Regions from separate parts of the Homo sapiens genome. Here region 2 is linked to region 1. Evidence: read pairs that join two places in POLR2A ChIA-PET (ENCODE). Cell type or tissue: PC-9. All regions are shown on one strand. Each heading gives the region's core, and the rest is flanking DNA. Links, peaks and the distances in the headings are about the cores only.

What was found. Peaks named below come from ENCODE experiments on the same cell type or tissue, not always from the same donor. Only the 100,000 strongest peaks of a DNase experiment are listed, where the experiment ranks them.
Region 2: POLR2A ChIA-PET joins it to region 1 with 6 read pairs; 3 of 35 experiments call an interaction of 5 or more read pairs at or near these places.

The regions. Positions count from the first base shown.
Region 1 is chr14:65,552,882-65,558,266 of GRCh38, reverse strand. The region is part of intron 2 of FUT8 (fucosyltransferase 8); the gene reads right to left. Among named protein-coding and RNA genes, the nearest start is that of MIR625, 84 kb to the right of the region's middle. In PC-9, for the core only: no CTCF peak of the experiment used is centred there; no DNase peak of the experiment used is centred there.
Region 2 is chr14:65,492,384-65,497,768 of GRCh38, reverse strand. All of the region lies in intron 2 of FUT8 (fucosyltransferase 8), which reads right to left. Among named protein-coding and RNA genes, the nearest start is that of MIR625, 24 kb to the right of the region's middle. In PC-9, for the core only: no CTCF peak of the experiment used is centred there; no DNase peak of the experiment used is centred there; H3K27ac peaks cover 3,466 bases.

The DNA of each region.
Region 1 (5,385 bases), core at 165-5,164:
TCCACCTCCAGGGTTCAAGAGATTCTCTTGTCTCAGCCTCCCGAGTAGCTGAGACTACAGGTGTCTGCTGTGGCGCCCGGCTCATTTTTTATATTTTTAGTAGAGATGGGATTTCACCATGTTGGCCAGGCTGGTCTTGAACTCCTGACCTCAAGTGATCCACCTGCCTCAGCCTCCCAAAGTGTAGGGATTACAGATGTGAGCCACCACACCCAGCCAAGAGAGTCTTATGGTTTACCTTTTAACCATGAAAAAATAATGTATCTTATTTTCTTCATTTAGAAGATTCACTTTGCAAAGACAACGATATAACTGAAGAAAGTATGTTCAGCCTTTGATATGACAACCACTCAACTTATTTGTGAAAGTATTAGTAAAAATAGTTCAAATTCGTAAAAATATTTAAAAATTACATATATCAGCTAATTTCTGACTAAAATTTATATAGCAGTGTTTGTTGAGATTTCTTCTCAGAGTGGGCTTTCAAGAATTTATAAATTTATTACTACTTAAGACTCACAAAGTACCCTTCTGCAAAATACTAAATATACTAAATGTACTGAAATGTGCCAGGATTCTTTCTGCAAATTTATTTAATTAGTGATATCACTTTTTTTTTTTTTAAGAGACAAAATTGGCTGGGCACAGTGACTCACACCTGTAATCCCAGCACTTTGGGAGGCTGAGGCGGGTGGATCACAAGGTCAGGAGTTCAAGACCAGCCTGGCCAAGATGGTGAAACCCCCGCCTCTACTAAAAATACAAAAATGAGCCAGGCATGGTGGTGGGTGCCTATAATCCCAGCTACTTAGGAGGCTGAGGCAGAGAATTCCTTGAACCTGGAAGGTGGAGGTTGCAGTGAGCCGAGATCACAACACCACACTCCAGCCTGGGCGACAGAGCAAGGCTCTGTCTCAAAAAAAAAAAAAAGGGGAGAGAGAGACAAAATCTCGGCATGTTGCCTAGGCTAGATTGATATCACCTTTTTAAGGTACTAAGGTATTTAAATGATTCATTTCTTTCAGTATTTACAGAGATTCTTTGGGTAATATTTGTTTAATGTCTCTGGAACAATAAACATATTTGATTTTTCAAAGTACTTTTTCTGAATCTGGAAGCTCGAGTGTAATATCAGTAAGATAAGGAGACTTAATAGAGTTGCCACGAGCCTTAAATAAGGTTAACATATATAAACCACTTATCATAATGCTTGGCACAGAAGAAGTGCTCCAAAAAAAGTAATTTTATTTTAATGCTGACAAGACATAGAAATTAAAAGTATGGGTGCTAGAATCAGCAGTGTCTAGACTGGAGTCTCAGTTCTGCTACATCATAGCTAGGTAACCTCACTGAACATCAATCTGTAAACTGGAGATAATAAATACCACCTCTCCCAGAGAATACTGGAAAAGGCTTAAATAAAATAATCATCAGTGGTGAGGCACCTCAGCATACCATGCAGCAAATTATTATGTGGTATATATTGACGTTGTTACATTATTTTATAGACCCATTTACAATTCTTTATATAATTAATATGCCACATGCTGTTGTAGGCAGCTTCTAAAATGGTTGCCAACTATCTCTGCGTCCACTATTCATGCCCTTGTATCATCTCCTCCTCTTGAGTGTTGGCTGCACCTAGTGACTTGTTTCTTAAATAGAATACAGTAAAAGTGACAGAATTTCATTTCCAAGATAAGGTTACAAAAGACTGGAGCTTCTGTGTCTTGCTCACATTGTCCCTGCTTGCTTATTCTGATGATACAAGCTACCATACTGTCAGCCATCATGCTGAGAGGCCCATGTGGAAAGGAGCTGAGGGCAGCCTTCAGACAACAGCCAACGAAGATTTAAAGTGCTCAGTCCTAAGACCACAAGCACCTCACAAGGTTGTTGAATCCCGCCAATGACCAGTGAACGTGAGCAAGCTTAGAAATGCACCATCACCAGTCAAGCCTCAAGACAGCTGTAGCTTTGGTCCACATCTTGAATGCAGGCTTTTTAAAGACCCTCACCTAGGAGATGGAGCTTAGCCAGAGGATCCAGCTAAACCATCCCTAAATTCTGACCAACAGATAATAAATTGTTGCTTTAAACCACTTAGTCTAAAGGTAATGTGTTACATAGCAATAAATAATTAATACATATGACTACCTCCTCTAGTAGGTTAAAAGCCTGATCTTCACTTCATGTGTTATTTTCTGTCTCTAGCAAGTTATAGAAAGCCCTGGGCACAGAATAGGCATTCAAGTTGCAGGACAGAACTGAGTCTTAATCACATTTCCTTATGTATTCTGCTAATACCTCTTATACATACCATAAAACAAAACTCAATTTACAGCAAATAAGAGATTTAACAGATACAATTACAATTATTGGTTTTATACTAATACCAGAGGTAAAAAAGCACATTTATTAATAGCTGCTAAACAGAGTTCCATCTCCAACCATGAAAGAATAACTACTAGATTAGCCTCACATATAAACTAGAAAACTTTAAAAAACATATTTAGAAAAACTGTTTTCAGATATTGGGCAAAGGTCAAAGAAGACTGTAATGTCTGAGAGAAAATTAACAATAAAAGTAAGCCCTATGATCACTTTAGCCTTCTGCCTAGAAGCATTTGCTGAACACCAGCACAGAAAGGAAGAACCCAAACAAAACACAGCCATCTTCCTCAGGTGAGAAGACAAAGACCAAAGTTCAGGGAATTTAAGGTAGGTGGAATTTGCAGGTCATTATACTAAAGAGGAGGTAGATACTCAGAAAGCTCCAAAATTTGCATAGGAGATCCTTTAAGTCTTTGGCAGGAAACTAAGTTATAGTAAGAACTCATGAGGCTTGCAAAGGACAATTATCAGAAATAGAAAAATTAAATACTGGGTAGCTAAAAGCTGAACACATCTCAAAGATTAGGCAAAGTTGACAGACCTGTGAGTTCCAACCAGGTACAATAAAAATACCACAGAGAAAACCTGCAGCATTCGGTAAAAATCCAAGAAATAAAACACCTTAGAAATTAAAATTAAGCAAGCAGGATCAGAAAATGTTTTCTGTAAAGGGCAAGATAAATATCTTAGGCTATGTGAGGCATATATAGTCACTGTCACATATACTTCTTAATTTTTATTTTTGTTTCTTTATAACCCTTTAAAAATGAAAAATCCATTCTTAGCTCATGAGCTATACAAAAATGGGCTGTGGACCAGATTTGGCTCATAAACCAAAGTCTACTGACTCCAGTTATAGAATAAAAGCTATGCCAACAAGAGCCCTAACAAAGCTTAAAAACAAGCTACAAAAGGATCAGTGTAATCCAAAAGTAAATTATCTGCCTGTCAAAATAAAACTCAACAATCTTCAAAGAAAGATAAGAAAATACAGACAATCAAAACTAGAAGGTGCATTTTATCAAAAGTTACAAAGAATATGAACAGAGGTCATGCTGTGATGCAGGCATCCAAAGACCTGCTAAAAGCTAAGGATGGAGCTGGAACACAGAGGAAAGACTCCAGCACCGAGGCTCCAAACCAAGAATGAAGAAGCAGCAAGCAGTCCACTACTGCAGGAATTTCAAGTTTCTGATTCAGTGAATTTAACTATTACAATCACAACAAAAAAACAAATCCAACTCAAACCACTGTTGGACTGACTCAATCTCTGCCCCATCCCAATCCACATATACACCAACATCATCAAAGAAGAAGGGTACCCGTTTCTGGGCATAAATACTATTCACCTCAATCTTTGTTGCCTTTTACCTAAAATGTCTGGCATGCAACAAAAAAACCATGAGATATAGATCTATAGATATAAATATATATATATAATATATATATAGATATATAGTTAAAAAAAAAACCCAAACCATAGTCAAAAGACAAAGCAAACACCAAAACCAGACTTCTAAATGAATCAGATATTTGAACTATCAGACAGAAAAGAGAATAATTGTAATTGATATATTAAAGGATCTCATGGTAAATATGAACAAAATACAAAAACAGATAAGGGATTCGGCAAAGAAGAAATGCTAAATGGACTATATCAGAAAATCTTCAACAGAATTATCAGAAGATTAGACAAAGCTAAAAACTCAGTGAGCTTGAAGAGAGGTAAATAGATATTATTCAAAATGAAACGCAAAGAGAAGAAACAGATTGAAATTTTTAAAAAACAGAATAGGAATTTTAAAGCTGTAGTATAATATCCAATGATCTAGTGCAGGTGTAACTGGAGTTTAATAATGTGAAGAAAACAAGAACAGAGAAGAAAATACATTTAAAGAGATGTTAGCTGGGAATTTTCCAAAGTAAAAAAATGATAAAACACCACAGGTCAAAGAAATGCAGAGAATTGCTAGTAGGGCAAAATTAAAATGTAGACAAAAAGCTGCTAAAAAACAAACTGAAAGAGAAAAATCTTTCAGGTAACTAGGAAAAAAGAAATATTACATACAGAGAAAAAAAAATGAGAACACACTACATGTAATAAAGAAGGCCAGTCAAAAAACAATGGAGCATCATCTTTAAAATACCAAGGGGGGAAAAACGGCAACTGAGCATTCTAGATAATACCTTTCACTGGATAAAATGAAGGCAAAACAAAGGCAAATAAAGGCAAAATCAAAACTCTTCCAGAAAAAAAAAGTTAAAAAATATTCTGTGCCGGCAAAATTGTACTATAAAAAATGTTAAATGAAATTTTTCAAGGAGGAGTATGATACCAGATAAAAATGCAGATCTGCACACACAAAAATAGCACCAGAAATGATGAAATCTAAAAAATCAGAGCTATTTTCCCTTAATTTAACCACATTAAAAGATAAAAAGCTGTTAAACTCAAAAATGGCAATAATGTATCACTGGGTTTATAATATATGTAGATGTAAAACATATGACAGAATATTTAAAAGATGAGACGGAGGAAATGGAAGTGCACAAAAGTCAAGTTGTCTCACTACACATGAACTGCTATATTATTTGAAAGTAGACTAATAATTTTATATATACATATACATATATATAAAGATCCAGAGCTACACTGCTTTAATAGCTACATGCAACTATTTAAATTAGAATTAAAATTAAAAATTTATTTCCCCAGCCTGAGCAACATAGTGAGACCCTGTCTCTATAAATAAATTAAAACTGGTGGTGCACGCCTATAGTCCCAGCTCCTTGGGAGGCTGAGGTGGGAGGATCACTTGAGCCCTGGAGGTTGAGGCTGCAGAGAGCCGTGATCACACCATTCTACTCCAGGATGGGTGACAGAGCAAGACCCTGTCTGGGGGAAAAAAAGAACGTATTTCCTCAGGCACAGTAGGCCACATTTTGATTGCTCAATAGCTACCTGTGTCTAGTGGTTACCATTACGAATGG
Region 2 (5,385 bases), core at 239-5,238, 61 kb after region 1:
CTGAATAAAATGATATATTCATTTTAAAATACTCCAAATAAGTAAATTGTATTTTATAAATTTTAATATTTTAATATTTACTAAACATTAGCTGAATGAATGTCACCACCCATTAAACTCTTATAACATACAAAAATCACATATATGTAAACATTTAAATGGAAAAAATTTACCACCTCCATTACCAATAAAATGGAAAGCTCATTACATCAAATAAAAATATTTAAAAATCATTAGAATCATTTTTTAATCATCGGGAAGAATAAATTAAAAAGATGATTCAAAAACTTCATAGAGAATAAGAATTATGATTAAGCTTATAAAACTGCAGGGTCTGGGCTCCACGGCCAGAGATCCTGATTCAGACTCAGAGTTTCAGATGACAAACACAAAACTCTACATTTTAACAAGCTTCCAAGGTAATTACCATGCAGATTATCCTTGAACCACACTCTAGTAAATATTTCACCTTCAAACCACTGTCAACTTCCAAACAAGTCCTTCAGATCTGATCAAAATGCCCATTCCCATCTTTCATCTTAGGAACATCAACTTCTGATTAAGGAATCAACATATAGAAAAAGTAATAGCAACCGGTTACTGGACATATATTACCGTTGGAAATGAACTTTTACATACTCTAATATACACATACAAATTAAATTATATACTGCATATGAAGTATGTAACACAGTGTCTGGCTGGAATAAATAAATGCTCAATAAAAAGAGCAGCATTTATCCTTAAACTTCATCACAACCCTAGGAGGTGGTTGCTATTATTTCCAATTTGCAGTTGAGGAAACTGAGGTCTAGTAACTTGCCCAATGTCACAGGGGTAGTTAAGGGTCAGAGACAGAATTCAAGACAACCCATGTGACTCCAAAACCTGAACTCTTTAATCTAGGCTAACTTTCTGAAGCACCACGGCAACAACAGCAAGCACAAAACCACTCCACAGCCATACCCCATAGAAGAATTTTCCTGAGTCATACCAAGAAAATCATGGCCAGAGTCCATTCTCACACTGCTATGAAGAACTGCCCAAAATTGGGTAATTTATAAAGAAAAGAGGTTTAATTGACTCACAGTTCTGCATGGCTGGGGAGGCCTCAGGAAACTTACAATCATGGCAGAAGGGGAAGAGGCATGTCTTACATGGCGGCAGGCAAGAGAGAGCGAGTGGGTGAAGGAGGAACTGTCAGACACGTATAAAACCATCAGATCTCATGAGAACTCACTAACATGAGAACAGCATGGGGGAACGACCCCCATGATCCAGTCACCTCCCACCAGGTCTCTCCCTTGACACGTGGGGATTATGGGGATTACAATTCAAGATGAGATTTGGGTGAGGAGACAAAGTCTAACCATATCAGATACTCTTATAAATGTTCCTATATGACTAAAAGTGAAAGAAGGGCAGTCATAGGACTATGATGGGTTGAGGTTGCTAAAAATGTTTAATGTTTCACAGCACTTGAGAATTACAAATTAGGAAATCTATGTAATAATAATTCTAAAAGGAATATGACTGAAAATATGTTAAAGGAATCTATTCCAAAATCACTCAGGGTTAGCTTTTTAACTCAAAGATGGTACAAACTCAGTCTTATGGTTCTCCACATCTAGGCAGCCTCAAGGGGGCCAACTAAGAGACTTATTTCCTCCCCTCAAAATATAAACATAATTAGTATTTACTTCAAAGTTATCTATTTAACGTGATTTTTTTCTACTTAAATTTTTCTAAAATCTGATTATGTTCCTAATGATTAATTTTTTGTGTCTAAATTTATTTTTTAAAACACTACACTTTCCTAAAAATGTCTGTTTCTCCCCTCATCTCAAGTTCCTACTAAATGGTTTTCTTCCTTCCAAGTGTATTTCTAGCTTGTCTATTCCCACCACCTATCCCCAAAATGGTAAGCACTGGTTTCCAAAATACCTCCTTACCCCTACTTGAACCAAGACTACATTCACAACAAATATAACACAATTAGTCATAGCAAAAAATATTATATACTGATAACATTAGCATATTACAAATTCAGAAAATGGAAAAATGATAAGTGTGTTTTATTCTGCTAAATTATATAGAAAACTTGTATTTTAACCTGGTATCTCTCAATTAGCAATACAAATCCTATTGCTGTTGTTTAGTTTTTTAAACCCTACAAATAGCTAAGATTTTTAAAAATTAAATATATTATAATTAGGCTCTTAGCCAAATAAAATATGATACACAGATAAAGAGCAATATACAAATGGACCATACCCCGGAGGAACACATAACTCCCATTTGTTCACACTCTCCTTAAAAGAAACAAAATATCCAGTACTACTACATCCAAACCAGAGGTGATGATTCACCAGAGTGCTCCTGCCCAAGGAACCCCAGTGCAAGAAGCAGCAGCCAAAGTGAAAACTCTGCTTGAGACCTGTTCATTTAATATGTAAAAACAGGTATCTCAATTACCTAACTTTTCACAAAGAATACATGACTTTTTTTAACTTTCATAGTTAGAAAAGATTTGCTATAGTTTTTTAAATGTGATTATTTAATTTACTGGGTTTTTTTTTTTTTTAAGGGAAAAGCAAACTTCAGTAATTCCTGCCTGAGGAATGAAACTATAAACATATTAAATCCTATAAAAAGAAAAAAAAAGGTTCTGAAAGGTTCCAGAAAGAGGTACAAAGTCCCTAAACCAACAAACACCATGTTTCACACTAAGTAAGAACTGTGTGCCTCTCCTCCAGAGCTCTATCTAGAGAAAAAGCATTGAGTTTTTAGGTAAAACCAGAGCCCAGAACTACGATAGCAGAAATTCTGGAGTCTCTTGGAAGTCCTTCTAACTATACAACAAAGCCTCAATCAGCAGAAACCTAAACATTTGGTAAACCTTCCTCCCCACTTCCTTAAGTATAAAAAATATCCTTTCTCTTCCGTCTCCTGAATTCTGGAACCCTTCAGAACCTTACTTTTTTTTCTTTTTATAGGATTTAATATGTTTATAGTTTCATTCCTCAGACAAATACCTAATGCATGCGGGGCTTAAAACCTAGATGATGGGTTGATAGGTGCAGCAAACCACCATGGCACATGTATACTTATGCAACGAACCTGCACATTCTGCACATGTATCCCAGAACTTAAAGTAAAATTTAAAAAATAAAAAATAAAAAAATACGTTGCCCCTCCTGAGTAGATTCTCTGGATACAACTGGAGAGCGATGCTTTGCAGCCCCAGATTCCTCTTCACTCCTTGTTTGTTACATACAGAGGGAGAATAAGCCATCTACTTGTAATTCAATCAGAAACTTTTTATGAACATAGCAACTACAATAAACCTTTTCTCTTCTAATAGTATGTAAATGCACTGTCTGGTAAGGTATTCAGTAGCCAAATGTAGCCATATGAAATGTGGTTAGTTTGAACTGAGATGTGCTATAAGTGTAAAATACACATGGATTTCAAAGACTTAATATGAATAAAAGAATGTAAAACTCTAATTGATATTTTTATATTGATTAGTTGTTGAAATATTTTGAATACATTACGTTAAATAACTGAAACCAATTTTAACTGCTTCTTTTTGCTTTTTAAATGTAGCTAACAAAAAGTTAAAAAATTACATGTGTGGTTCACTCTACATTTCTATTGGACAGCACTGGACTATAAACTAATGACCATAGCTTTTACTAAACTATACAAAGATCAAACTTGCATGTTTATATAGTATTATAAAATGTAGTCATTACAACAGCTAAACCAAAATTTCCTTTCTCCCTGACTAACAAAGCATATTACATTCACTCATCTGCTTCCAGGTTCCTTCCTTTCCTTATCTCTTCATCTAACCTTAAAATATTGAATAAATTTTATTCACCTCCTCCCCACTTCCACCCAAATTACCAGCCTTGAAATGTTAATCTTTTATTTCCAAACACTATCATACTTAGAAAAAAAAAAGGAGAAAATTTTTCCCAAAGAGGCCTCCAAGGTTATCCCTAAGAGACAATACATGGCAATGTTAAAGGTTTGGTCTCTAGAATCAATAGCCCAGCAAGAACTCTACCTTTTGCTGGGCAAATTATTGTAGCTCAGTTTCTTTTCTGTAACAGAGGGTAAATACTATTATTTACTATCAAACTAATCTTTCATTTAATTAATATTTAATATTAAAACATCAATTCTATAGGTTATAATATAAGAAAAGCATTTAGCACAGTACCTGAGACTTCAGTGCTAAGAATTATTAACCATTATTACTACCATTATTTCCTTTTTTGTCAAGCTTCCTGAACCTATCCCTTCTCTTTCTATTCCTAGCTTCCCCATCAACAGGTTCTCTCTTCAGTCAAGCCAAAATATATCTAACAAAATGAAAAGAATACAGAATAACAGAGGGAGAAGGTGGTCATTTGGGACTAAGAACTCCAAATACTGGAGCCCATAATAAAGTGGTCTGCATTACATGATAGAAAGATTCCTCACTATAAAAAGCCGTCAAGCTAAGTCTGGGATTCTGTAAAAAGTATCTTCACAGATGACTGAAATAGTTGTTTCTAAAGTCCCCCTTTAATCCTCTATGCCCTGGAAAGGTATACAATGCAGATATTAAAATCTAGACGCTATATCATTGGCAATACTCACCAAAGTCTAAAAATTGTACATTCCTTATGGCACTTTGACTTGGCCACTGATTCACGCTTGTACACAAAAAAATCAACAAGCTCCTATCTGCAACTATTGGAGAGCCCAAGTTTAAACTTTCACCTTATGGCAGGGAGAGAGATGGGGAGACAGAGAGGGAGTGGGGAGATAAAGGGGAGGAGAGAAGGGAAGCAGGTGGGGAGGGAGAGACAGAGACACGAAATGGTCAAAATTCCTACTTTGCCACTTGTGGTAAACAAGCCTCATGGACTTAGAGCAGATTCAGGTGGGTAACTCTTTGCCTAAGCCAAAATATAGGTAAGCTGAATCTCTTATTACCCTTTTCATATTCTGTCATATATTATAGACATTTACATTATGTTTTATTTCCTTTCTCTTCCTTCTCCTGAAATCTAAAGTCTACAACACTGCGTCTGACATATTAGGTACTTGATAAAAGAAAAACTTCAGCAGAATTAAATTTAAAGGAGTTTAACTGAACAATGAACAATCTGCAAATCAGGCACGCTCCTAAGCCAGAGTAGGCGCTGAGACTCCAGCACAGCCACATGGTGGAAGATTTAAGGACAGAAAAAGGAAAGTGATGTACAGAAAAAGGAAGTGACATACAGAAAAAGGAAGTGACGTACAAAAACAGCTGGACTGGTTACAGGTTGGTGTTTGCCTTATTTGAACACAGTTTGAACAGTTGACTACATTTGATTGGCCAAA